Linked DNA regions of Mus musculus: all the other regions are linked to region 2. A link is a loop called in an ENCODE intact Hi-C map of the cell type or tissue named here. Cell type or tissue: heart. All regions are shown on one strand.

Region 1 (8,000 bases), 160 kb after region 2:
GCAGATCTTTGCAAGTTCCAGGTCAGCCAGAGTTACATAGTGAGACTCTGTCTCAAAAACGAACAAAACCCCACAAAACAGATCATGACTCCAGGAATGAGGCCCTCTGGGACTCTACCCCAGACCTCTGGCTCCAGCCAAGAGTTCTCCTGACTCTTTCCCTTACAGTGAAACTGCCATTCACTCCCCCAAGAGCTCAGATATTCCTAACAAAGAAGTAAACCAATGTTAGAGGGGCCTTGTCTAGGGGTCAGCCTTGAAATATAACTATCTTGGCTTTTGATTGTGCTAACAGCTCCCTCTCTGGGCTGCATACTGTCGAGATGGGGCTGGATCCGTGTGGAGACAAGAGGCTGGAAACCACTTCTTCAGAATGTTAAAAGATATTTTATTTTTAAATTATGGATATGTCTGTATGCCAGTTTGTGCATGAGAACACAGAGCCATCAGGGGCTGGAGGATCCCTCTAGAGCTGCTAGAGTTACAGTTTTGAGCTGTTCTACGTGGGTGCTGGGAATTGAACTTGAATGCTTTGCAAGAGTCTTTAACCCTGAGCCATCTCTACAGCCCAATTAGAATTTTTTAAATTTAATGTATTTACTTATGAAGGGAGCATGTGTGGAGCACAGAGGGAAACTTTTATGAATTGGTGCTCTTCCTCCACCATGTAGGGGGATCAAACTCAGGCTGTCAGGTTTCATGGCAATGCACTGAGCAATCTTGTGAGTCCAGGAAGTTTTAATAGTTTTAGGTTTTTGTAAAACTCCTTGGTCTACTTCACTCTCTTCCCTCCACTCTGCCCAAAGTCAGGTCACTAAGGGTTTGGTATCAGTGGGATTGACATGTGCTCCCAGGATTCAGCTACTCTAGAAGGTCAAAACTTGGAAGTGGGAAGGCCCTGCCTCCGCCCTCTCTAAGCTGGCTCCCAAAGGAGTAGCTGATGGGAGTGCTCAGCTGTGCTCAGTTCTTAACCCATGCTCCTCACCCCACATTGCCTTTATGACTGGACTCTCAGAAATTCAGGACTTGTAGAACATGTAGAAACAAAACAAAACAAAACAAAACTAAACTAAACTAAACAAAACTAAACAAACAAAACCCACCCATGCCAAACTTGCTATGCACTGGCCGGCCACAGCAAGCCAGCTGCTCACACTCCCCAGGCCATATTCTTCCCTTTTCCTTGCTCCCAACCCAGTATCCGCTAGTGAAGACCCTCACTGGTTTGTTTCCCAAAAGCCCTGAGTGAGCCAACCTGCTGGAGTCCCTCCTTTCCCAACTGCAGAGCCTTGGACTTCGTTAGTTACAGGAGAAGAGGGTGGATTGCTCATATGAAGGAGTTCAAGAAAAGAACCAAACCTCCAGGAGCTACCCCTGAGCTGGGCACAGTGTGACCTCTTTTAAATTTTGTAATTTTATGTGTTATGTTTTTCCTGCATGTACGTCTGGGCACCACCTGCATGCCTACTGCCACTGAAGGCCATCTTCTGGAACTGGGGTTACGGATGGCTTTGAGCCACTATGTGGGTGCTGTGAATCAAACCTGGGTTGTTTGCAAGAGCAGGAAATGCTCTTACTCACTAAGGCATCTTTACAGCTGGAAAAATACATCTGTTTTTCTAACACACTGAGGGGTACTAGGAGGGCATCCTTCACTGTTTGAACCTCAAGCAAGGACGTTAGTGATGGGTGGGGTGGGGGGCATACTAATCCCAGGGCACGTCCCCAGGATGCAGGCGGTCAAAGGTTGGATCCATATAGCGCAGGAAAGAAAATGATTGGGAGGGTGAGTTAAAAAGGGAGGGAAAGAGGAGGTGGGATGATGAGGGGAGTGAGAAGAAGGAAGGGAGAAAGTGCCCGAGCCAACAAGTGACTTTAGTTTGCTCTGAGCCTGGACCACACCTCAGCTCAACCGACAGGATTTTTAAACTAACTTTGTACACAATCTGCACGCTACTGCTTTCAAAGCTATTTCATTCAGCAAGGATAGCATAATTTAATTTTTCCTATTTTTCTGCGGAAGAAAATTTGGACTTTTTCCACAAGAACCTCTCTCTCCCTCTCTCTCTGACACAGGGTCTCATGAAGCCCAGTTTGGTCTCAAACTGCTATGTAGTAGAGGATGGCCTTGAACTCCTGAATCTGCCACCTCTGCCTCCAGAGCGCTAACATTACAGGCATGTATCTCCCATACTCAGCTCCCATTCCTCATTGATGATCTTGAATTTTATTCTTTAGACTATACACATGCTCAAATTACTGAAAATTTTGTTTTTCAAAATTAGTTCAAAAAAACAAAACACCCACAAGATGTCTCTGCTGCCAGCCGTTGGACCTGAGTTCTGTTCCTGGAGCCTATATGGTCAAATTGATTCCTGCAAGATGTCCTTACACACACACATACACACACACCGCATACGTTAAATGAATTTGTAATAGAAATTTAAGAAAGAGATCCTGTCTCAAAAATAAATTTGAAAGGGATTCTGCCCAAGCCATACCTGCAACGCTCCCGACTCCAAATGCCTACACTCAAGAAAACCAAAAAGCTGGGGGCCTGGACTACAATTTCAGACTCCCACTGTGCAACAAACAGAGCCCAGCCCCAGAGGAGTTAAAACAAAAAACAAAACAAAACAAACAAACCATACACTGCAACCGGTTGAGGTGTGTTTACAATTCTCCCTGCCCTGGAATTCAGCAAGTTGGCTAGGGTGGCTGGCCAGTAAGTCCCCGGGACTGATCTTTCCTCTCTATCCCAGCATTGGGGTTACAAATGTGCACCGGGCTTTTGGTTTTACATAGTTTCTAAGGATCGATCTCAGGCGCTCAGGTCCAAGGTGGCCCTGGGTTTGATCCACATCGCCAACTTTAAAAAAGGAGAGGGGGAGGAGTAGGAACAGGAGGAGAGGAAGAGGAGGAAGAAAAGGAAAAGGATACAGCAAGCAAGGAATAGATTTCTTAGTGGCACCCCTCCTCCATCACAGGAAGTCCCAGAGCTTTTAAAGTTGTGTTGTTGTATTATTGTTTTGTTTGTTCTCACTTGCTGTGCTGTGGTTAGAATCCAGGACTTCAAACGTGGTACACAGAGGCTCAACAAAAGAGCCACACCCTGGATACTAGGATTACAGCAGAGGCCAGTCCTGTTCTGCTTGCCAGTCTGATCTCAGTTTCTGCGCCCCTGTGCATTTAGCACAATTCTCATTACGTGACTCCTGACCAGTCTGCGTAGGTTGGACTGCTTTAGTGAAAAGCTAGACGGCAGACTCGCAGGCTTTTCTGAGCATCAGGTGGGGCAAGTCCCTACGTGAAACCCTGTTCTTCAGGTCTATCCCGCTGTGCACACCACGCACTCGACCCGGGCCCCACCTCCAGACCGAACTTGGACGTGTGGGCTCCCCTCTGGGTCGAAGACCCGCTCCAGAGTAGGATTCTGGTACTCAACCCCGGCTGTTGGGTTCCCAGACCCGGCCTCTGTGCGAGTAGTAGCGACCCCACTCTTGAGCTGAGAACCTTGGTCCCGCAGCCTGGGTAGCGGCTCGACCCCAAGAATAGGTAGCCCAGCCCCAGAGTACGAGGTCCCAACCCTGAGATAGAGGCCCCTCCCCCAGGAGGGATGCCCCGCCCCCAGGAAGGATGCCCCGCCCCCGCTGTTCCAGCCAGACAATAAAGTCGGCGCTCTAGGCGGGTGCGTGCTTGGCAGCCTCGTCGCGAAGCGCTTTGTACCGGCGGCCGCTGGGCCTGAGCTCTCGCGCCCCGCCTGAGGCTGCCCCGGAAGTGACACCATAATGCAGTCTTCTCTTCCGCCGCCATCCCCTTTTGTCAAAGAACAAATTGGTGAAGGCCCTGAGTTGGTCTTTCGTGGCTGGAGCGGTTTTAGTGGCTTGGAGGGTTTGCCTGGAGGAGGAGCCGGAGAAGCCAGCGCTCCTGGGTCGGCAGGAAGTATCCTGTCGGGACACAGCGTCCCCGGGGTGGCTTTTGCGGTATTTTTCTTTTGTAAACATTTTGAGACAACAGCTCACAATGTAGGCAAGGGTGGTCTCGAACTTCTATCCTCCTGGCGCAGTAACCCTGATGTTCTGGGATTACTAGGCGTAGCCTCCATGCCTGGCTCTGGTCTGTCTTCGTTTGTCTCGTCCCCTCTTCAAAATCCCCTAGAGAACTTTCTGATTTTTTTTTCCAGAAGAAAAAAAATTAACCTGACAGCATACGTTTAGTTGAGGCCCTTCTTAAGTGGCTGCAGGTGTCTGGCGATCCGATTTTAGGCAAGCGCTGGGTAGAAAGATAATTTCAGAGAGTCGGGCAACCCTTCTTTTTCTTTTTTTTTTTTTTTTTTTAAACCGAATCCTTGGTAGCCCAGGCTCATGATCCTCCTCTCTCAGCCTTAACCAGTGCTGATATTAAAGGCGAACGTCACCATACCTGCTGCATTGTGATTCTGAGGGCAGTCAGTCCACATTCAGTAGTAGGGAAACAATGACCATCAAACCAGCATAATACTGCCACCTTGGGGTAAGAATCAATGGAGAGAAGTAATTTTAAATGGATAATGGCCAGTTTGTTGTTTGAACATAACAGCAAGAGAGGGAAGCACTTAAGGATTTGTTATTCACACTGATTACAAAATATTGGGTATATTCGTTATTTTCTCCTTGCTCTGACAAAGTGAAAGAACCAACTTAAGGTAAGAAAGACCGGCTCACAGCATGAGAAGGGGTACAGTCGCCCAGCGATGGTGGCACAAGGCAGGCAGATCCTGAGTTTGAAGCCACCCTGGTCTACATAGTTTCAAGACAGCCAGGACTGTTACACACACACACAAAAAAACCCTGTTCATAATGTATACTTACCATATGACCCAGCAAATCTACTTCTAGGTATATATTCTCGTGAAGTGAAACCCCACACAATAATTACCATGGCACCATTATTCTTCTGTTAAAGATTTGCATGTTCAGTGTAGACTCTCTCCACTTCCTCTCAGCAGCAGGTTGCCCACAGTATACCTTTTCCACACCACTGTGACTACCTCAACTTGGTCTTCTTACAGACAGAATCTTGACAAGTATAATACATCGATGGCATCCTCTTTTAAAGTGTTGAACACTAAAGTCCTACGTGTGCGGGGCTGCTGGGACAGCTCAGCCTGAGTTAAACTCCTAGGACATGATGGGAGGATGGAATCAACGGCTTCAAATGATTCTCTCATCTCCACACATGGGAATCATACACAACATGTCCTCCCATTACCACCTCCAGAGACTCCATCATGGTAATGGCTTCAGTAGTCCCATGCTTCCTGGAGTTTGGGGTTCATATCTATTTATATACTCTTGATGGAAGAAACAGCACCCTCTTTTGAAACAGTGACACATGTATTCCAACCTGATTTCAAACTGTGTAGCCAAGGATGACCTTGTACTCATGATCTTCCTGCCTTGACCTCCTGAATGCCGGGATTATAGGCATGTATCACCAGTCTGGTTTTATGCAATGGGATGGAAGCCAGGGCCTACTGCATGCTAGCCAAGTACTCTACTAACTGGGCCAAATCCCCAGCTCTCATGCCTCTCAGCCTTTTACCATGAGCCTTAAAACTATAATTGCTGGCTACACACCAGAATGTCTAGGGCATAGAGTATCTCACAGACCCTGAGCCAGTGATCCTCCATACTCATCTGCTAATTATACTTTGTGTTAGGGCTTTGCTGTGGAAGGAAGAATACCTTGGTGGATTGGGGCCAAGGAATGTTGCAGAGATCACACCACACAACAGATCTCACTAATGGAGGGTGGTGTACAAAGGTTGCCTCTAATTAAGTGAGGAAGAAAAAGAGGGAGACAAAAACAGAGTGAGAAACAAAGCAGGCAGTGATGTCAGGGACCTTTAAAGGAGGACATGTATTCCATTTGGCTGCTGGTGATGACATGGCTCGCACAAAGTTGCCGAAGGCAGGCTGTGTGGGGGACCACTTGGTTCATAACACGTTGCTTATGAAAACCCCACCAAAATAGCTAGGGTGTTCCTATAAAACCTAGGGTCCAGGCTGGACCCAGTTGAGTGCTAGCCTAGCATGTGTGAGGCCTCAGGCTGCATCCTTAGCACTGCATAAACAAAACCAAGCTAGATGTGGTGGCTCAGGCCTTAATCTTAGCCCTGAGGCTGTGGAGGGTTGTTTCAAATTTAAGACGAGCCCATGATACATAGTAAATTCTAAGCTAGCCCAGGCTGTAGAGTAAGATCCTGGACACCTTGCAATGTTACAACACAAACTGTTGGTCCTTGTCTAAAAATTGTCTCATTCAGAAGGAATGCTGAGGTTCTCTTGACTCACAGAGGCTAAAACAATTGTCAAGGTCACGTCAGGCTGGGGACATAGCTTACATGTAGAATGCATGCTTAGTATGTACAGGACCCCATGTTAGAACCCTAGTACCCCAACAAAAAAACATATCTTTTATTTCTGCTGAGGCCAGAGTATAGTGGTTGTGTGACCAGGTCCTGTCAGATATTTTTGTTTCTACATTTATTTAGTGTGTGTGTGTGTAGACATGCATGTACTAAAGCACTTGTATGGAGGTCAAAGGATAAGTTAGTTTCTCCTTTCCCCGTGGAGGTTCTAGGGATTGAAGTCAGATAACCAGGCTTGATGGCAAGTCCCTTTTGCCTGCTGAGCCATCTCTCCTAGCTAGGCATTTTTTTTTTTTTTTTTTTTTTTTTTGCCTTTGGACTGAGAATACCAGTGCATGTTCACTTTCCAAATGCATATAATTCTAGGTTTATGCAAAAGATGTCGATGAGACTTTCACGTCCTCATAAATTCAACATAGTTTTGCTGATACAACAAACTCTTCAAGCAACTTAAAGTTCCGGCCGAGGGGCTAGAACAGGGGCTCAGTTGATTAGAGTGCTTGCCCCATGCACAAAGCTCCGGGTTCCATCCCTAGTGCTGGGTAATTGTTATGGCGGTACATGACAAGAATCCCAGCGCTTGGGAGGTGAGGCAGAAGGATCAGGAGTTTCAAGATCAGCCTTAGTCACACACCACGTTTGAGGACAGCCTTGGCTACATGACACTGTCTCAAAAATTCCAGTCTAACAAATGAACCTCTAGGTCTCGGTGCTGCTCCACATCTTCAAGGCTTAACCTGTCTTGTAAGTTTTCCATCTTTCCTTCATCTCATGGAGTACAGGGCAGATTGAGGATATACGATTTCCTAATCTGCTTTACAGAAATTATTCACTGGGCCAGGTGGCTGTTTTTTTTCTGACAAGGAGTCTGTTTGAGCTTATACCTTCATTAAAAAACAACAGCAAAAAGTAACTTTCTGTTTTGTTGGTTTTACCAGCCCCTGCCCAAATGCTTTCATGTATTTACAGGGTAGAGCCTCACATTTCCATGTAAGCCATTGGTTCTCCCAAGCACGGCAGTAGACACCCATCTCCACTGGAAAGAGTACCCCACTCCTCCCACGTTCCACTCAGTATCACCCTGGGCGCTCCCCACTGCTGCTGATGCCATTTTTGGTTTTGGTTTGGTTTGGTTTGGTTTGGTTTGGTTTGGTTTGGTTTGGTTTGGTTTTGTTTTGTTTTGTTTTGTTTTGTTTTGTTTTGTTTTCGAGACAGGGTTTCTCTGTATAGCCCTGGCTGTCCTGGAACTCACTTTGTAGACCAGGCTGGCCTCGGAATTCAGAAATCCACCTGCCTCTGCCTCTGCCTCTGCCTCTGCCTCTGCCTCTCAAGTGCTGAGATTAAAGGTGTGCGCCACCACCACCCGGCTGCAGGTAGCGCTCTTCCAGAGGGCCTGGCTTCAGTTCCCAGCACCTGTGTTGGTGGCTCACAACCACCTGTAGCTCCAGCTTCAGGGAATCCAATATCCTCTGGTCTCCCCAGGCACTCGTGCCCAGACACATAATTTAAAACAAGAAAACTAAGTCTTTAAAAGGTAGAGTAACTAAGGAAGACACTGAAACCATCTTCTAGCCTCTCCATGTAAGCA
Region 2 (8,000 bases):
GGAAATTAAATAAAGGTGTGTAGCAATGGGGGATGGGGAACTGGGGGTAGCAACCAGAAAGCCCCAGCTGCCAGGAAAATAAGAGCCACCCAGGACCCCTCAGAGATGACATTAGCTGAAATACCCAACAAAGGAGAGGGAGAACCCGTCAAGACCATATCCAGAGGTTAGGCACACACACACCCCTTGAGGGATGGGGCCACCCACCCATCTCAAAATTTTTAACCCAGAATTGCTCCTGTCTAAAGGAAATACTGGGACAAAGAGTGGAGTAGAGACTGAATAAAAGGCCATCCAGAGACTGTGCCACATGGTGATCCATCCCACATGCAGACACCAAACCCAGACACTATTGTGGATGCCAAGAAGTACTGACATGAGCCTGATACAGCTGTCTCCTGAGAGGCTCTACCAGATCTTGACCAATACAGATGCGGATGCTCACAGCTAACCATCAACTGAGCACAGGAAACTCAAATGGAGGAGTTAGGGGAAGGACTGAAGGAGTTGAAGGGGCCTTATCTGGCATCAATGGGAGGAGAGGCCCTTGGTTCTGTGAAGGCTTAATGCCCCAATGTAGAGGAATGCTAGGGTGGTGAGGAATAAGTTGGGGGAGGGAGCACTCTCATAGAAGCAAGGTAAGGGGAGATGGGAAAGGGGGTTTTCCCCAGAGGGGAAACCAGGAAAGGGGATAACATTTGAAATGTAAGTAAATATCCAATTTTTTAAAAACGAATAAAAAGAAGAAACATTTAAAAAGAAACTTTAAAAGGAAAGTAGTTACTAATGACTGCTGTCTGCTGTACCAGGAAACTCCAAGAGCTGTGTGCAGCTACCCATGAAGAACAGGCTGGGTAAAAACTATAAGGAAATATGCCTTTACTTTGTGTTTAGTTTCTGTTTTAAGGAAGCGTGGACTTGGACTAATTATTCAGGATTCATAAAAATTATGTAAATTTAAGTATTTTTTTTTAAAGTTAACAATGGTCAAAGCTTTGATGATGTAGCTTCAGTATATAAAAGACTGGGTTCAGGCTCTCTGTCAAGAGAAGGCAAAAGAATAAAAAGGAAGAAGGAAAAAGAATGAGAAGAATGAAGCATGAATATATGTGATGCTCATACATACATGTAGGCAAAACACTCATATGCAAAAATAAAAACAAATAAAATCCTTACAAATAAAGACAAAAAAGATTTCTAATGTTCCTAACACAAAAGAAACATGTTTGAGGCTGCAGACAAGCCAACTATCCTCATCTGGTCATTACACTTGTACAAATGCTGCTCAAATAGTGCATCATACACAAAAATATGCAATCCCTAAGTATCAAGAAAAATAGTAAATAAAATCAGTTAGTAAATATTATAAATAAATAGCAATGGCATGTATCTCCAGGTACCAACAATTCTTTCTTCTTGGTATTTAACAAGACAAGTTCTTAAATGGCCTATATAAGCCCCCACTCTACACAGACACCATCAACCTAAAGGGAGTTGAAATATACACAAACTGAGAGCAACAGTGTTCTCAATTTCAAGTTCTTCATTTAAATCCTCAAATGGTACTTTTATATGCCAGGTCATATACATCGCCACTTGATTCAGATTAAGGGGACAGGGATGTATCTTTATGATTTAGCTCTTGCTAAAACATATCAGTTAAAAATGCATGAGTTCAGTCAATCTTGCTTTTAGATTAAAGCTATGCCTGGGGAATCCCACTAAATTGAAACATCTCAAGCTAATGAATAAATACAGAAGAAAACAATACACAGGCTTTACTTGAACTTTATCCTTGCTTAGATTTCTCACAGTCATAGTGTTTACTGTAGAAAAGCATTCCATTTTGGCCTTAAACCTTCTAATATAGGAGACAGTAAAATAAAATCAAAGATATTCCTACTTGTTGGCTTGATAAAATGGTCGCATAGATCCCTAGTTAAAACAACTAAGAGAGACAATACACAAAAATAGGGAGCTTAGGGTTAAATTTTATATTAAAAACAATTCTAGGAGGGTGATTATCTATCTCTATTGTTTCTCCATCTGTGGCCAACTTTGCTTGCTGAAATCCAAATATTAAAGGGCATCTATTAACATCTTACTATAACCTTGATTTGCTGGTACCACCACCTAGCCCCCTAGAAGCAATACTCGTGAAATTACTGATTCCATACATTCGACATCTGGTAATTACTGAACTCCAATAAATTCTGTAGTGTCTACTTCAATAGCTTCTCAGCAGAGTTTGCTTCCACCTCCAAAGTGAAATAGTACTCATTTTCCAGGTGACCTAACAGAACTGTCATCAAGCACTATCATTGCAAGCAAGAGCGCTGCGGCGAGACCCAACTTCTTCAGGAACACGAGTGTAACATTACACTGGCGAGTTAATAATCTAAAGTAAAGGGCATCAGAGGGGCTGAGAAACTCCTGACTCAGCATACTGACTAGAAAGCCAACACTGAAGAGAACATGATCTGCAGTCAGGAGCCAGGGAAAACCTTACAAAAACACTCAACATATGATAAAGCAACTACTGGCATGTCTCCGTCCTAAGACTACAAAGAACAAACATACAGATGAAATTTCCAGTCTCTTTTCTGCCCTCTCAAACCCCAAGCCCCTCGACACACACTCTCCACCTTCCCAGGAAAGGACAACCTCCTTCTGCTGAGGTCTCCTCTCTCTTTCATTATCATACTGCCTCTGTCAATCCTAACAAACAAGAACAATGATCTCCAAAGAGACTCAGGTGACACACTGAAAAAGGCAGTCCCAACACTCGCTAATACTTTAGGAAGAGGGAGAGATGACTATTTCCCACTCCCTTCAGCATCACTAACTCCAACATCTAGTATTTTTGGATTAAATCGCCATTTTTTTCTTTATTTTACCTATTACCATACAAAGACAGGAAAAATATAGCCCTCAACTTTGAGTCTTCATCAATTTGCAGTCTCATATTTATTTCCTTTATTAAATATTAAGCTTCTCCAATTGCTACAAGCTGCCCAAGAATATAGGCTGAATTTTGTCGCTTTGCCATAACCAACTATCCACATATACAAGAAATGACCAAATAAAACACCCATAAATAAATAAATAAAAACACTAATAAGTCATGTAACCACTTCCACAATGGAACATGTTATTTTGGGGAAACACATATTTTTCTGGTCATTGTCATTATTTGGTTCAGGATCAACTTTTATTTCCTTTAAGGCCAGAGCTATTTTTTTTTTCCATCAACACAACTCACCCAAACATTTTTTGCAGAAATAAATCAACCCGAATACTTCAATAGTCTCCACCCATTCCTCCTACAGGTCCTTGTTTTGAATCCTGTAGGTAGGGCCTAAGAAATTCCGCTACAATGAGTGAATACTGGTTTAAGGTTTTGTTTGTTGTTTTTTGTTTTTCCAGTACACACGCGTTTACAAGCACACCGACAACTAAAGAGATGGCTTTCTACCCAAATGTAACTAAGTGTTGGAAACAAATAAGGGACGTGCGAAGAGGATGCCGTATTTCTGACGACACACGCGTTTGTAAATACAAGGTGGCAAAGCCCTCTCAACAGCTTTCACCTCGCACTCACCTGAACTCGCCAATTCCTGAAAATAAAGACAGAGAACCAAGCGCGCAGCGGAGGTTCCGGCCGCGCTGGCCCGCACAGCCCGAGGAAGTGCAGCCGCCGAGGGGCGGACCCCGCCTCTGAGGAACAAAGGAGCTTCACACCCTAGAGCTCGCGCCGGAAGAGTCGGAAGGTAACACCGCCAACGGCACTTCCGCTCCCGGCCTGGGGCTGCAGGACCAGTTCCGACCACTGCGCGGGCTGTTTGGAAGACGTTCAGAGCAAGAATTTATTTAGTGTCGCCAGCGTCTCATACAAGTTGACGACCACAGAGATGGAAAAAGAACTCTGCAACCAAGGGCTGGAGCGTAAGAGACTGCGGAGGGCGGCTGATGTCACTGCTGTTTTCTTCGACTTAAGTGTCCTCCGGCTTCGGGCGCTTCAGTTTACCCTGAGTTTACGCCCCTTCAGGCAGGGCAGTTACCGATTCCTGCCCCAAGAGTGGCTTTACCCCAACTCGATTTAGAGACTGCTGGCCTGACAACCAGACCAACGACTGGAGTTGTGCCCGTGTGGACACAGGACAGACCTGTCAAAGCGCACACGTCACCCAGTGTTGCTCCTGTTAGGTTTGTGAGCCTTAATGCACCCACTTAAGTATCCAGGTACTTGTGTCTCTAGTCACAGAATTAGACGAGAAACACGCCTTTCGAAGTAAAGACAGTTTATTACGAAAAGGAAAGTAGGGTGGATGAGATGGCTCACAGAGTAAAGAAGCTTGCCTCCAAGCCTGATGATAACCTCAGTTCAAGACCCGATGAGCGAGCCGAACTTCCACAAGTTGTCCTCAGGCCGGCACACGTGCACCTGCACTCTTAACCACATTATACAAAATAATAACTAAAAGAAAATTGGGACCAGGCATAGTGACCCACACTTTTTTTATTAGATATTTACTTTATTTACATTTCAAATGTCCCCTTTCTTGCTTTCCCCTCCGAAAACCCCCTATCCTTTCTCCCCTCCCCCTGCTCACCAACCCACCCACACCTGCTTCCTGGCCCTGGCATTCCCTAAACTGGGGCATAGAACCTTCACAGGACAAAGGGCCTCTCCTCCTATTGCTGACCAACTAGGCCATCCTCTGCTACATATGCAGCTGGAGCCATGAGTTCCACCATGGGTACTCTTTGGTTGGTGGTTTAGTCCCTGGGAGCTCTGGGGGTACTGGTTAGTTCATATTGTTATTCCTCCTATAGGGCTGGAAACCCCTTCATCTCCTTGGGTCCTTTCTCTAGCTCCTTCATTGGGGACCGGACTCTTTTGAGACCCACACTTTTTTAAATTCAGAGTTTGCAAGAGTCGGAAACAGTGTGAGTTGAGTCCAGTCAAGTCTACATAAATAGTTTCAAACTAGTCAGGAATATAGGGTCACACACAAGAGAAAGAAAGGAAGGAAAGGGCTTAAAGGGGGTGAGGAGCACTCTTGAGAATGGGAGTGGTCTAGAGAGCAAAGAGCCTAGAAAATGAAATCTGTTCCTTATGACCCTTATCATGACATTTATATAGTACCTGCCACTCCTAAGTATGTGAGGGCTTCTTTTGAGCATGCTTCATATATGTTGTACATGTTATATAAAAAGACTTCCATGAGGAAGTCTTTTTCTGCCAACTGGCTTTTATATGTTTAATATTACTGTAACTCTTACAGTCTCTCCTGTCACTACATTCTTCTAGTGACTGTATGTTCCTAGATCTTTACTAAAGCAGAATAGAAAGATGAAAATTTGGGGGGACATGAGTAGGAAAAGCCTGAAAAAGTAGGTTTATCTTCTTGTTCCTGCTAATAGACTCAGAATAAACTGTAGACTCTGGGGAAGGGGAGTGTCTTACTACTTTGGCTTTGCTAAATGTTGTTGTTTGTTAATTTTTCTTTCTAAATGTTTGTACCCATATATTGATGCTCCTCTCAACCCTGGCCTTTCACTCACCACCCCCAGTGGGCAGTGGGTAATGCAGAGACTTATAATAGATCAAAGTGCTAAGAATAAGCGACTCTTCAGTTCTCGGCCTTAAATAGGAAATCAGTATCCTTCTTTCCAAGGCCCATGAAACATCGAGGAAACAAGGGTTAAATGAATATAAACTGGAGGATGGAAAGGAGTATTGTGAACACTGTGTTCTAGACATGACCAAAACACCCATGAGCTCCTAAGAGCAATGGCTGGGCACATCAACTGGAAAGACACAGGATGTCCTACAGGAAAAGTTCTTTAAGTCACAGGTTATTTACTAAGAGGTGAAATATTCTGTCCTGCAGGGAAGTTCCTTAAGCTCAGGAAGTAAACAACTCAGGGGCATCAGGAAGTTCCTGAAATAGATCAGATTCACTAGGTCCCTTCTTTTCCAAGTGTGTATTAGCAGTAAGGACTACTAAGAGATAATCTCAAGCTGGGCTGCCTAGAAGAGGCTCATGCCAGGTGAGCAGCCTGGAAGAAACAGAGATTAACCATGCTGCCTAGAAGAGACTTATGATACCCTACCTAGAAGGGACATTCTTTAGCCTGTTACTCAGCCTGCAGGCTGTGCAGTATGCCCCAGGTTCCCAGCATTTGTGAGCCATCATCCATGTTGGGGTGGGCTTTGGTGGGATAGCTATCTTGGAGTTATTTCCACTCCTATAAGTAACACTTCACCAATGTTCTTGTAAATGACCCAAATAAAACTCATTTGTTCACAAATTTGTACTTTGGTGGTATTTATGATTTGGTATGTCATCACTTCCCTGTCAGGTATAAATAGATGTTCATGTCTCTTCAGGAACAGGGTCACACAACTCATGAGACCCACACCTCGCCCTGAAGAGCCATAAACTATAGCTTGTTAAACATTGCAGGAGGTCACAAAAGAACACACTCGGTGTGTACTCACTGATAAGTGGATATTAGGAAGAAAGCTTGGAATACCCACAATATAACTCGAAGACCATATGAAGCTCAAGAAGAAAAACCAAAGTGTGGATGCTTCAGTCCTACTTAGAAGGGGGAACAAAATAGTAATGGGAGATAGAGGATGGGAGGGACTTGGGAGGAAGAAAGGAGGGGGAGGGGAAAGGGGCCAGAATCAGGTGTGGGAGGAGACTGGGGAGATGTACAGAGGATCAGAAAATTGAACAGAGGTTCAGTGGGGGTTGGGGAATTGGGGCTAGCCACCAGAAAGTCCCAGAAGCCAGGAAAGCAAAAAGCTATAAGGACCCAACGAGGATGACATCGGAAATATCAAAGAGGAGAGATAACCTGTAGAGACCATATCCAGAGGTTAGGCATAATTACTAGATGAGAGCAGGGACCATCCACCCATCTCAAAATTTTTTTAACCCAGAATTGTCTAAAGGAAAAAAAGGGACAAAGAGTGGAGCAGAAACTGAAGGAAAGGCCATCCAGAAACTGCTTCACCTGGGGATGCAGCCACCAAACCCAGACACTATTGCTGATGCCAAGGAATGCTTGTTTACAGGAGCCTGATATAGCTGTCTCCTGAGAGACTCTGCCAGAGCCTGACCAATACAGATGTGTATGCTTACCACCAACCATCGGACTAATCATGGGGATCCCAACGGAGGAGTTAGGAGAAGGACTGAAGGAGCTGAAGGGGTTTGCAACCCCATAGGAAAAACAAGATCAACCAACCAGTACCCCCAGACTAAACTACCAACCAAAGAGTAGACATGGAGGGACCCATGGCTCCAGCTGTGAAAGACCCCCATTTCGGGGAGACCCTCGCTCAAGTCCCGGGATGAGCCAACGCCCCAATAACTTGAGAGAAACTGTTCTTGATGCACTATCACATGAGGTTTATTCAGGAATCAGCATGCTGAGGCCAAGCTCGTAACCCACACGGGGCAGAGGAGATCGACCCCCAGCAGTTGCAGTCGAGGGTTTTTAAAGAATAAACCGCAATACGAGGGGAGGAGAGAGAGCACAAAGAATGGGGAAGCTGAGTAAACATCATAAGAATCGGGATGATGAATTACAGCTCATCTCTCACGGAAAGGTTACAGGCTATCTTTGGCAAATATTCTTGGTCCCTTACACTATGGGTCAGGCACCTGAATGGGTCACCCAGTGGTCAACATTCTCTCAGGATGAAGGCAAAAGAACAAAGAACTCCATGCTGGGCTTCGTTTCTAGGGGTCTAAGAGACACATTGAGTTGGGGTCTTACAGCTGCACACATAGCAGAGGATGGCTTTATCTGGCATCAATGGGAGGAGAGACTCTTGGTCCTGTGAAGACCAATTCCCCTATGCTGCAGCATAGGGGAATGCTAGGGTGGTGAGGCAGGAGTGGGTGGGTGGGTTGGGGAGCACCCTCATAGAGCATGGAGGATGGAATGAGGGTTTCTGAAGGGGAAACCAGGAAGGG
Region 3 (8,000 bases), 74 kb after region 2:
GCCAGATACGTTGATTGTAATAGAAGAACTTTCATTATTAGAAATAATAAGGAATAATAAGAGAGAATAGGCTTTACCTCATTGAGACAAGAAAAGACTTTCTGAATAGGACACTGCTATTACAGTCACTGAGACTAACAATAAATGGGGCTTCATGAAACTGAAAAGCTTCTGGCAGGGAGCAGCTACAGAGTGAGGAAAGACTGACCCAGGGTTCCTATTACAGAACTAAAAGGTAATGGGCCATCAGGAAGCCACCCATCTGGGTGTGCAGCCTCTGTGGGCGTACAGGTGCTTTCCGCGCCTTTTGTTTTGCTCTGGCTCTGCATTATTTTGGTTTGTTTATTGGTCCTTTTGCTTTCTAAAGAGAGAAAGGGGTGGAGTGGTGGGAAATCTAGGAGGAAACAGGGAAACTCTTAGGCAATGGTTCAGTAATTTATTAATGACTTGGAAGATCTCAGAATTTGTTGCTCAGAGCAATAAGTACTGAAATGATTGCTTCAACTTTTGCCAGGTATGTATTTCTGGTTAGGTCCTTACCCTTTACTTTACTAGAGACATTCTGGCTAGGGATGAAAAGTTAAAACATTCCACGGGTGTATCGCACATGGTACTCAGCACAGCCATCCGTGTGTCTCAAGAAATCCCATTATAGTCTCTCGATTCATTCCTGAAGCAGCCACAGTTGCTGGTAAGAGATGCTCTCCTCTAGCACCCTGACATCTACCAAAGGAAGGGAAAGAGGAAGCACAAGATGGTCCGAACATGCCTCTAAAACTAAGTCCCTTTGGATTTCAACACGTAAGTAAAGTTTGTGAGTGTACAACATGCTCCCTCCATGTAGTGGATATTCTCATTTAATGTAGTGGATATTCTCATTTAAATGAGAATATCCCCCATAGACTCACATAGTTAGGTACTTGGTCCCCAGCTGGTTTATCTATAATGAGCTAAGTACCTGACTCCCAAAATGTGAAGTAGGGTTTCTTGAAAGTTGTGAAAATTATTTTCTACTCTGATTGAGACTTTACTTGAAGTGTAACTTTCAACAGACTTGTATTCTACATAAATACAGGCATCTTCACTGAATTACATGTTCACTAAATAGGGCTGACAGCCATCAGATTGCTAGTAAGTTTCTCGATTGTCATCAACAATCTACTCCAAACCCTGGAGTGCACAATGAGAAAGACCAAACAGCTTAGGACCTAATTTCCCTTCCTGTTCTTTCCACTGCTTAGGATCAACAATCTACTCCAAACCCTGGAGTGCACAATGAGAAAGACCAAACAGCTTAGGACCTAATTTCCCTTCCTGTTCTTTCCACTGCTTAGGATCAGTATGAGCACCAGACGGTGTCTTGTTCAGTGTTGGCCTACTACCATCCCAATTCTTACAGCCTATAGCAAGTGTGCTCCACTCCACTGTGATTCAATGAATCTAGGCTTTCTCAGCCATACATTAACATTTTTGTTCCCATTAATTTGACAGTTTTTCTTGTTGGAGGCATTTCATTCTGTTGTCCCAGCTAGCCCGGATCTCAAGGATTCAAGCTATCATCTTCCTCAGGCTCAGACTCAGTCACTGCTGTGACTTTAGTAAGATGTAGCCATAGGAGTTGGATCTTAAAGTTCACAAAGTTTCACATATGCTCATCTTACAATGGTTGAGCTTGGTACATGGATAGAAAGAGATCACATTAAGCAAGTAACCCAACAAATCTATGTTTTCACTAATGAAATCTAGATTTTTCTTTTTAAAGGCCAGACATGGTGGTTCACGCATGCAGGTAATCGTAGCACTAGGGAGGCTGAAACAGGACTGCACTAAAGACACCCTGGGCTACACAGTGAGGACCAGGCTAGCCTAGACTACAGACCTTGTCTCAAAAATGAATAAATAAAATAGTCATAATGGAGATGGAAAGATGGTTCAGAAATTAATAGCACTGGCTGTTCTCTCAAAGGACCAGGATTCAATTTCTAGCATCCACATAGCAGCTCATGACAATCTGTAACTTCAGTTACAGGGGATATTATACCCTCTTCTTGCCTCCAAGGAAACTCTACTCAGAGGGTGTACAGGCCTATACTCAGACAAAATACCCCATACATACAAATTTGTTTAAAACATAGCAATAAAAGAATTTTAAAAGTAGAGCCTGGCAAAGTGATTGCTGTGTTTACAGAAAAACAGAGTAGTTTCCAGCACCAACAACGGGTGACTCAAAACTACCTCTAAGTCCAGCTTCAGGTGACCACGCCATTCTGGCCTCTAAGGAAAGGCATGCATGCATACATACGTCTTTTTAAAAATATATTTCCTAATGTTTTGCCTGCATGTATATATGTGCCCACCTGAGAGGCTGATGGCCCTAGAGGCCAAAAGAGGGTGTCCAATCCTGTGGAACTGGAATTACAGAGGGTTGTGAGCCATCTTATAAACCCAGGTCATCTGCAAGAGCAACAAGCGCTCTAAAAGCAGAGCCATCTCTCTCCAGCCCCAATAAACCTATATGAGGGAGTATCTGACAAAAGGGAAGATAAGAAGAGGCAACAGAGTACACGATCGAAATATACAATGTGCATGCATGAACATATAATGAAACCCATTTTTTCCTGCAATTAAACAAAAGGTAAAAATTTTAAGTTTTCCTGAAACATGCTACCCAACCAGGAGAAAAGCATTATGTTCAAATATCATACGACTTTAGAAAAATACTGTTTGGCTTCAGACGGAGACAAGGGACTGAGGTACATATCATACACACCAAAGCAGACCTGGCCTCCAGGTTCTCCCAGAATCCCTCAGTTCCTACCTGGCATTCCCTGCCCAACCCTGAACTTTCCAGGCCAGGGACTGGGCTGCCCTTCCCACAAAGGCTCTTCCCTATATAAACCAAACACTTTGGTCTCCCCTTTCTTGTGTTTTCTTTCTCTCTTTCTCTCTCTCTCTCCTTCCCTCCCCCCCCCCCCCACTTTCTTTCTCTGCCCACAGATGCCTTTTCTCCTGCCCACCCCCCAATCCCCACTCCACACAATGACTTCCCCGGCCTCTATCCTTGGGGCCAATGTACTCACCAGAGAGCAGCGTCCCAATAAACCTGCTCTAATATTCTAATCTGGCTTGAATTGGCTCATTTCACCAGTGGAGAAATAACATATCAAATAAAGCCTCACCCATTCCTTAACAGAGTTCTATTATTTATTTAAGGGGGGGGGGGCGCACATGACTGCAAGTGCCTAGAGACTCTGGTCTCCCCATTCCCAGATAGCTGGAATTACAGGCTGTTACACGCCACTAACATGGGTGCTGGGAACTAAAATCTGATCCTCTAGAAATGACATGTGGTCTCTTAATCACTAATCCATCTCTCCAGTCCCAAGTTTCAGTTTTTCATGAGCCATCCCTTGAGTGCCAAACTCCCTATTTTTCCCTTGTTAATACTTTATTGTTGGGATGAAGGGAAGGGGTAAGGGATGGTTTGTGGTCTGCAAACAGATAAATATGCATGGCCTGAGCATTTAACACTTTCTCAAAATGGATGCATGAGGTTTGGGGGAGAGAGAGAGAGGGGAGAGGAGAAAGGGAGAGTGCAAGAGAGGGATGGAGGGAAGAAGGGAGGGAGAGAGAGAGAGAAACAGAAAGAACTAATGAAATGCATCGGTTTCCACGAAAGCAACTAAATTCTAATAGTTGATAGTGAGAGAGACTGTGGAGGAAATGAGAACGGACAGAAGCTCCTCACCCTGGGACTTTCCTGCTCCATCAAATTCCACCCACTGCTCACAATGAAGCGGGATGGCCAGGTTCCTGGAGCGATGGGGCGCGAAGACAGATTCCAACGGCCGAAATCCTTCTTTCTGGAAGGCAAAAATTTTGTACGATTACCTTAAAGGCGTTCGAGGCAGCAAGGGCTACATTCGAAGGCACGGGGAGCTCAAATATCGTTCCGATGAAATGGCCCCCGGCCGGGACCTGAGAAGTGCAGGGCCCTAGCCTCTGAGAAGCAACGGGGCGAGACTCGCGGCCTGGGAACCAGCGGAGTCGCCATGGAGGCCACACCCAGGCCTCACTCCCCACCTCCGCCACCGCCCATCCCCTTACCTAGCCTCACCAGAACCCGCCCAGCCGGCCTGCTACTACCGAGAAAAAGAGAAGGGGGCCGCACGAAGCCACACCGGAAGAGACGGAGGCGAGCTGCGGTTCACTTCCGTTTACCGTGTCCGAGTCCTTCCGGAATTGAAATTTCGGTTCCCCGGAATTGGATGCCGATTGATTCTGAAGCGGAGGTTAAAAGCCCAGTCAAAGAATGAAATTGAAGTTTGAACAAGATTTCTGAGCGAGAACGGCCTTCTCGATTGGCCAATCCCAGTGCAAAGTTAAACACACACCGGGAAGTACGGGGTCTCAGGAGGCTCACAAACCTTTCCTTCCCTACCTCCTCTTGGTTCCTGTACTTCCTGGGCAGATGCACTGCCAGGTCTGTGAACCAGCCTATAGCTTCCATTTAACCACTTCAGTCTTTACTCTCTGGATACCATGCTAAATTCTAATCGTTGGTAGTGAAACGAGCTAGAAAGATGGGGAAAATGAAGAGGACATGAAAAAAGAAAGCCTCACACCCTGAGACTTTCTGATGAAAAATTTAAAATGTGAACACAACTGATACAGCCAAAAATTGCATATACAGAGGGAAAAAATGTGTGTTTTCATAAAGATATCTCAAATAAGATGTTAAAAGCAAATATCAGTGCATGGCAGCACACCCCTGCAATCACAGCACGCAGAGGCAGAGACAGGCAATCTTCTTGATTCGAGGACTGCTAGATCCACAAAATAAGTTTCAAGCCAGCCAGGACTGCAAAGTGAAAACTCATCTCAAAACAAAATGAAAATAGTAAGGCGACAAATTCTACTTACTTAGGGCCAAAATGTCAATAGTCTTGAATTTTACTATATTAGCATTCCTCTCAACCCTAAATCTGAACAATGTACTTCACAAAACCATCTTACAATTTCATTTACAAACATATTCATTAAGAGTAAACAGTAAGAGTAAAAATTAAGTTAATATATTGTACTTAATTTTAAATGTTATTTAAATTTTAAGCTATGCTTAATCTTTAAACCTTATAAATTATATCCTTTGAGAAATATAACTTAGAAAGTCACAAGATTTTATATGTGTGTGTGTGTGTGTGTGTGTGTGTGTATGCATTGAAGATATACTTAAATGGGATGCCCTATAGAAGCCCACACCAGTATCTTGTGATTGTGTACTATCTCTTTCCTATAAAACTTTGTGTCCTCTACTGATCTAGCACTAAGGAGGCAGAAGCCAGCGAATATCTGTGATTTTGAGGCTAGCCAACTCTACAAAGTGAATTCTAGGACAGCCAGGGGCTGGTATATAGAGATACCCTGTGGAAGAAGAGAAGAAAGAGGAGGAGACCAACAACAAAAACAAAGGGGTGTGTGTGTGTGTGTGTGTGTGTGTGTGTGTGTGTCTGTGTGTGTGTGTGCATGAGCCCTGGCCCTCTAGAAGAGCTTTATACCTTCATATTATGTTTGCTCCAGGAATGAAAGTGGCCATGCAGTATTCCTTTCCTCTGTGTGTGTGTGCATGTGTGTGTGTGTGTGTGTTCTGTGACTTAGCCTGTCTGTCACCACCTTTAATTGTTGGCAGACAGATATCCTGAGATTGGTTTTGAATGTCTTGGTGAGTTGTGACAATGAGCTAGCCTTGGATGCTAGCCCTGAGTATCTGAAATAAGACCTGGGGCCCTTGCAGGATTTGCTCACTGATGCCCACGATGGAACATCTGTAAGTCACAGTTGAACTCTGTGCCATTCTTAGTCTAGAGGTGGCCCACCCAGCAGCTTACTTCAGTTGGAAATATGCAAATGCATTTGGCCTTTTTTTTACTAGGGATTTTGCAGGAAACCTTGCTAAATACTTTTTAGCTTTTATTGCATTTCTATGTTTTGTGTGTTCATGGACACATGTGCCTTGGTACACTATGGAGGTCAGAGAATAACTTACAGGCATCGATTCTCTCCTTTCACTACGTGGGTCTTGAGAATCAAACCCAGATCATTAAGCTTGGCAACATACTTACAAGTTTACAAGTCTTAGTTTTTATGTTCTCTCTCTCTCTCTCTCTCTCTCTCTCTCTCTCTCTCTCTCTCTCTCTCTCTCTCTCTCTTAGTTGGGGAGGCTGTTTGAGGCAGGGTCTCTCTATTATGTAGCTCTGGCTGTCCTGGGAGTTCACTATGTAAAGGAAGCTGACTTCAAACTCACAGAAAAGTACCTTCTTCTCCCTCCCATGTTTGTTTGTTTGTTGTTGTTGTTGTTGGGACAGAGTCTCTCTATGTAAAGCAGGCTGAGCTTGAGGCCTTGGAACACACAGAACTCTGCCTATCTCTATCTCCCTAGTACTGGAATTAGTATTGAGCCACCATACCCATCAGTTCTAATGTATTTTTAAGGGTTTATACATGAGCTTTCCCAGCTCAGTAAATCCTGTAGACTAGTAACCAGAGATAAAGAGTGTGCTGGGTTTAAGGTCCTACAGCAGCATAAGCCAAACCTGAGCTCTGACACTCATTCCTCTATGTGGTGGCAACATATGGAAAACATGGAAGTCTGCCCTCCCACTGAGAAGGGCAAAAAGGAAACCCATGTTAAGAGCTAGGCCTCACATGACTACAGAAAAACTTCCAAGATAGTGCCTGAGGAATTAGCAATGTTGAACTCAGTCAGGCACAAAAAGTCTAGTTTTCTCCTATGAAGATTGGGTTACAACCTGTCAATCATGTAAAGAAAGAAACTTGAGCTTAGAGCCAGGCCTGTGGGCAGCACCTATGCCCCAGAGTGGGGCTGGAGGTTGGACCAGGTACAATCTCTGCACAGCTAGATTGTATGGACAGCTAGAGAGACCTGAAAGTCAAGGCTAGGGATAAGAACTCACCCCACAAGGTAGCAGCAAAGTACTCTTAGGCCTGGAACTCTATGCAGGAAGACTGTGGACATCTGCTCCTCCTGCCCCCAGGACCTGAGTGCTGGTATTCCAGGCGTGAGCCACCACAGAACACTTTATGCAAGGAATGGAATACGGGGCTTTGTGCATGTTAAGAAAGCACTCTATAAACTGAGATACATCCTCAGCTTCAGGAAAGGTTTTCTGGCTCCATCAGTATTCCTAGAGCTGCTCCCTTGATTCTTTCATACTCGATTCTTTGATACTTTCATGAACATGGAGTTCTCTCTTCCACAGGCCTTTAGGATCCTTTACTTTGGCTTATCTGTGTGAACATTATAATGAATTATTGTAGTCCTTGATTACTTTGTATTTTCAATTACTTGTATTTGCTGTGTGTCCTGGTTCACTTTTTATTGATGTGATAAACACCAACCAAAGCTAATTTGGGGAGAAAAGAGTTTATTTGACTTAAACATACCAATCATAGTCCATCATTAGGGGAAGTCAAGGAAGAAACCCAAGACAGGAACCTGGAGTCAGGCAGATGCCATGGAGAAATACTTCTCACTAGCTTGTTCTCCCTAACTGACTCAGCTTGCTTTCTTATACTACTGAGGAATCAACAATATAATAGGCATGCACAAGGGCCGCCTGCCCATGGGTGGCACCGCCCACAGTAGTCTAGAGATACCACATCAAATCATTAATCAAGAAAATACCTCAAAGACATCTCCATATACCAGTCTGATGGCGGCATCTTTCAATTAACATTTTCTCTTCCTAGATGATTACTTTGTATTATGCTTACAAAAAACTAACCAGCACAATTGATTCTTTGTCAGCTTGACACAGACACATCACTATTCAACCATAACCTTTCCTTTTCTTGTTACCCCCAAGATCTCATGTTATTATCATAATACAAAATATAGTATACCCTTAAAAGATTCAGTCTTTAAAAATTCAAACCCTTCAAAAGTTAAGTCTCTTTACACTAAAGCAGCAATCATGAAG

Evidence for each region. Peaks named below come from ENCODE experiments on the same cell type or tissue, not always from the same donor. Only the 100,000 strongest peaks of a DNase experiment are listed, where the experiment ranks them.
Region 1: it touches region 2 in a loop (3.0-fold over the local background); 3 of 42 quality-filtered maps call a loop at or near these places.
Region 3: it touches region 2 in a loop (7-fold over the local background); 6 of 42 quality-filtered maps call a loop at or near these places.

Annotation. Positions count from the first base shown.
Region 1 is chr9:20,540,952-20,548,951 of GRCm38, forward strand. No RefSeq gene overlaps it. Among named protein-coding and RNA genes, the nearest start is that of Zfp266, 24 kb to the left of the region's middle. In heart, CTCF peaks have their summits at 3,778 and 4,511 (motif pointing left); a DNase peak (open chromatin) is centred at 3,680; H3K4me3 peaks cover 2,036 bases; H3K27ac peaks cover 1,865 bases; H3K27me3 peaks cover 332 bases.
Region 2 is chr9:20,381,416-20,389,415 of GRCm38, forward strand. Zfp560 (zinc finger protein 560) reads right to left here and starts at 3,743. Exons shown (of 7, transcript NM_001004190.3): 1 at 3,602-3,743. In heart, a CTCF peak has its summit at 3,831; a DNase peak (open chromatin) is centred at 3,746; H3K4me3 peaks cover 1,992 bases; H3K27ac peaks cover 1,098 bases.
Region 3 is chr9:20,455,799-20,463,798 of GRCm38, forward strand. It overlaps Zfp26 (zinc finger protein 26), which reads right to left and starts at 4,362. Exons shown (of 10, transcript NM_011753.3): 1 at 4,147-4,362; 2 at 3,749-3,863. In heart, no CTCF peak of the experiment used is centred here; DNase peaks (open chromatin) are centred at 4,243 and 4,393; H3K4me3 peaks cover 2,160 bases; H3K27ac peaks cover 1,771 bases; H3K27me3 peaks cover 1,093 bases.